2 separate regions of the Homo sapiens genome follow, and region 2 is linked to region 1. The links are chromatin loops, found by intact Hi-C in ENCODE. Cell type or tissue: Panc1. All regions are shown on one strand.

Region 1 (2,500 bases):
CTTTTGACAAACATGTTCATGTAAAAAGAGAAAACATAATAATATGAAAGAACATACAATGTTAAATGTTTTTAGAAGATCCTGAGAGAACAAAGTTAGTGGCAGCCCAAAGAAATTAGAGTCTAAAAGCCAGGGTTCACATCTGCCATTTGTCAGCTGTGCTACCCTAGGCAAGTTACTGAACGTCTCTGTGTTTCATTTTCCTCTCCCACAAAACAGAAGTAATAATAGAACGTTTCTCATCATATCTGAAAGGATTTAATGCTTTAATAGACGTAAAACACTTAGCACAGTTCTTTGTTCACAGTAGGCTCAAAATAGTGTTCTACCGTTATTATTCTGTACAAATTTCTGTTTAATATAATGCAAGTGGTAATTAAAGATTGATGCTGCAAGAGTGTAAAATACAATAAAAGCTAACATTTTACCTTCCAATCCAGTTCTAAAAGATCTTTCTTAGAGAGATGTACAAATGAAAACATATGTGTTAGTCACCCTGTTATTTAGCAATTTTGTGCAATCTTGTAAACCTGCAATATAAAATAAAAAAAAACCTTTAAGACATTCAGATTTTGGAAGTATACATTGTATTCCACTGCATTTAAAAGCAGACTTTTAAATATGCACCACCTCGTGTCAGGGCCAAAATTGTTCTGATTATGTATTGGAATATGTTTTGATCTTAAATATGTCTAGAACTTTAAGAACTTAAGGAAACTTCAGCAACATTATAAAAAGGTCATATCCAAGGCAAGTTGAAAATTAGTAAGGCAGGTCTATTTAGAGAAGCTCTACCAAACCACCACTAAAATTACAAACTCTTCAGACTAAAAACGGTCTTTATATTTGTTGTCCAAAAAAAAAGGAAAGACTAACTTTAAGGAGATTTTCATTTTTAAAGGTTTTATCCACTAAAAATGTGTTTGTTTTTCAAATTAAAATAGAAACAGAAAAAGAAATAGAGGCAGTTCCTTGCACCCTGAATGTTAGCCAAAGTGGTGACAATTACAGAGTCACACTGAGAGTCCCCTTCTTGTTTCTCCAAATGCTCACCAGGAAAGAAAACACGGGCCTCCTCCTCTAGTACAGACTGACTCCCTGCTGTCTTTTGTAGAGCCAGATGGTGGCGCTGTGGTATCATTTGTTGAGAGTTTAGCTTTAAATTCTGTTTTCTGTGAGCAAACAGCATTGTGTGAAAAGTCTCAGCCCTCTTTTGAAAAATAAAGTATTTTAAATAGACTTTATTCTTCCCTTTAACGATGAATAAGCCCATCATTTAAGCCCTTTAGGTTGTTTTAATGTTTACTATTTGTAAAAGAATGTATCTGAAACTTGTAAATATAGATGATTTACAGTGTACTTTCAAAAGGGTTGAGTGTAGATGGTGGTATTTTGTGTCTGTTGTTTTCTTAGTTCATAAAAATAAAAATGAAAAGAAATGGAAATATTTTGTCCATATTATTTTCATATATTCATAATTTCTAAATAAAGTCTTATGACACCTCCAAGCCCCAACCTGCTGCCCAAATCATCAGAAAACAAAGACTTTTGTCAGCAAAAGTTAACTCAATTCTAATCCCACTTCCCTCTCTAACCCTTTCACCAATTTTGGTGAGAATGCCTGTTCCTACTGAAAGTGGTGCTATGAGGCTAGTTTGGCAACATACACATCTGTACCTTTAATTCTCCCCCACACCTAGCCCTCTCTTATGTGCTCTGTTCATCTCACTAAGCCACTTTCTTCTTGGAAGGCTGGGTTTTACCTGACCTACACCCGCAAAATGAAAACTGAAAACTGAGTTAGGCCAATGCAAAATTATGAATTGACCATTTTCTTCCTCACCTACATTAGGCCAATTTTGCATTGGCCTAACTCAGTTTTGCTTCTCCTTCACCTTTGGCTGACCCAGAACAAAAATCATGCTGGGAACCCTACCACACCCCTTTCACCCCACTTTTAATTCTGAATAAAGTGAATGTCAGGATAACACAAATCAATGCAACTATTGGAACATCAGGTCCAAATAGACATATGGCAGGTGAAAAATGAAGTCCAAGAAAGAGAACACATCAGAAAGAGGCCATGTGCAATTTTAGAGTCTATACAACAAGGGCATTTGTGATCCATGGTGAAACCTCAGTCTCACCCGGGTTGTTCTGATTGATGATGGAGGGGAGGAGAGGACGATTCATGGTGGTTTGTGAGTGCCAGCTGGAGGTCCCACCTATTCCTTTACCCACTGCCACATCCACTGCTCCAGGTAGGACGTCAGGTTCCACAGATTTTTCCCACCTCTTCTAGTTAAACTGTGAAACAATGTACATGCAGTTTAGCCATAGTCCTTTATAAGTATCTTTTTAACCTATTTTTCAATGGAAACTGTATTGTTTTCTAAATAAAACCTTATGCTCGATCCCACTATGCCAAACAAATTAAAGCAGTATTTGAAATATAAATGTATAACTTAAAATTCATAAAATTTACTTATTAAAAGGCAAG
Region 2 (2,500 bases), 470 kb after region 1:
TGCTTCAGCTTTATAATCATTTATTAGTCAAAATTTAAATATTGTTTTTAAATTTTTCTTCATAATTTTTTCCATTTTACTTACAGTTTTTCTGCATAATAGCAGTAATGTAGGTGCCTATTGTGAGAAAACCTCATCATTAAATCAAGTAGGGTTCAGAAATACAGCAAGCCAAAAATGTCATTAGTTTAAAAACTTGTACTGTTATTGTGGTAAAAATTGGAATTTTTATTGCCAAATTTCACACATTTGATGGCATCAGTTCACCATCCACTTACTGGATTTTTGTCTAGCCTTGCACACAGTAGGGAGGGGATATTATTATGTCTGTGAAAAATACTACTCTGTTGCATCTTTATATGTTAATCAGAGTAGTAATGTTTTTATGCTGACCAATGCGACATGCATCAGTAACTCAACCTGGAAACTTTCATATATGCATCTACTTTGTTAACATTTAGATCAGTGTAGATCCAGTTTTCCTTGGCTGATAACCAAGCAACTCAGGTTTAGTCCATGTCACACACTGTGCTCCTCATTATGTTACTCTCATCTACTAGACTGTGGATTTTCTTTTTTGGTTTTTGTTTTGTTTTGTTTTGAGACAGAGTTTCGCTCTTGTCACTTAGGCTGGAGTGCAATGGTATGATCTCAGCTCACTGCAACCTCCACCTCCCGGGTTCAAGCGATTCTCCTGCCTCAGCCTCCCTAGTAGCTGGGATTACAGGTGCCCGCCACCACACCTGGCCAATTTTTATATTTTTAGTAGAGATGGAGTTTCACCATGTTGGCCAGGCTGGGCTGGAACTGCTGACCTCAGGTGATCCACCTGTTGCGGCCTCTCCAAGTGCCGGGGTTACAGGCGTGAGCCACTGCATCTGGTCCTTTGCTTTGTTTAACTGGTGATTTCTGTAAAATACCTGGCCTAAATTGGCCACTTAAAGCATGGTAATACATATTTCTTCCTTCTGAATAAGGTGGCACCAGTGAATTTATTTGTAAGATTACTATATATTCAGGCTTTGTTTTAATTTGTGTAAGTTTGATAAGTTTGTATTAAAAAAATCTGCAAGTACATTTTGAGTACTTTGTAGGCTGCTGCCAGGTATTTATAATAATGAATAAGCTTGGGATTCTGTCCTCAGGGCTGTCTTTTGGTAAGTGGGGATTTAATGATTTGAAAATTAAATCTGCTTTTAAACAGTTTCCTCCTTCCTATGGAAATTCAAAAATATCTGTACAGTAAGAGTGACACACTGTGGCAAGAGAGTGATACTTCAGATGCTGACTGTTTTTGAAAGAAAAAAGTCCTTTGAGTAGTCACTTGAGTTTTTAATGAAGAGATATGATTGGGGCCATATTGATGAGTTTTTTTCATGTAATTATTCAGGAAGTAGCAATTAGCTTTTTAACTTTCTTCCTCCTGAAAAAAAGATTTATCATTTTTTGAGAATGATTTGTTTTACCTAAAATTGAAACAGCATGTGCAGAAATGAAAAAGTAAAGTTTACCCCAAATTCTACCAAAGATACCCACCATTTAAGGTGTTTTGAGCATCATCTATTTATGTATACATTTGTATACTTCATACCATGTAAGCAGGATCATCTTTTCTGTGGTTTTCAGTAACTTCAGATTTACTAATAGATCCCACATTTACAGGGTACTTTGTATTTCTTAAATCTTTTTTGGGGGAAAGTTAAGTAACTTACAGGATTAAGTGATTTTTGTGTTCAGAAAACAGTAACATGGTGGCAGTAGAGTGTTCTTACATCTTTCCTTAAGTGAGAGCCCCTCTTTCCCCATCCCCAAATTGTTTATTTACTTTTTGTTAATGTTTATACTTTTATTATTTACACATATACTTAGATTAACAAATAATTCTATAGGCTTGTTCTCCGCCCCCACAAAAAAAAATCTATATCCACCCTTTTCCCCAGCCTGTTGCCCATGCTGCAGATAACTTCTTTCATGACTTTTTGTCTCATTGTTCTGATCACCTCCATATCTTTATGTAATATAGTTATAATGCACTTTTTGTCATTTGTAGGTCTTATCTATCAACTTAATATTATAGACAATAGGATTTAGTTCTCACTGTCTACCTCACTTCACATGCCCATTTTCTGTTCCCCAGTTCTGTTAATATATGTTAATATGGTAATTTTGAAGATCATTTTTAGTGTCTACATTGTTATGACTATGCAAATGCCTTTCATAGATGAACCATGTAGTGTACTACATGATTTTTATTTTTTTCTCATTTTTTTTCCTAGTTGTTATTTGTCTCGGTTTTTCTCTTTATTTTCCTATATACTTGTCATTAGGTCAACTCTAAAGTCTTTTCCAGTTGCCTAAATTTCCCATCAGATTTTTTTTTTTTCTTTTCCTTCTTTCAGACAGTCTTGCCCTGTCACCCAGGCTGGAGTGCAGTGATGCGATCTCAGCTCACTGCAATCTCTGCCTCCCACGTATAAGCGATTCTCCTGCCTCACCCTCC

Evidence for each region. Peaks named below come from ENCODE experiments on the same cell type or tissue, not always from the same donor. Only the 100,000 strongest peaks of a DNase experiment are listed, where the experiment ranks them.
Region 2: a loop joins it to region 1, with 18 times the contacts of the local background. A loop is called at or near these places in 34 of 110 quality-filtered maps.

Annotation. Positions count from the first base shown.
Region 1 is chr4:93,790,664-93,793,163 of GRCh38, forward strand. It overlaps a transcript of GRID2 not described here. Among named protein-coding and RNA genes, the nearest start is that of ATOH1, 37 kb to the right of the region's middle. RefSeq lists a silencer at 1,047-1,106. In Panc1, CTCF peaks have their summits at 1,123 (motif pointing right) and 1,335; a DNase peak (open chromatin) is centred at 1,138.
Region 2 is chr4:94,255,779-94,258,278 of GRCh38, forward strand. All of the region lies in intron 9 of SMARCAD1 (SNF2 related chromatin remodeling ATPase with DExD box 1), which reads left to right. Among named protein-coding and RNA genes, the nearest start is that of SMARCAD1, 49 kb to the left of the region's middle. In Panc1, no CTCF peak of the experiment used is centred here; a DNase peak (open chromatin) is centred at 1,258.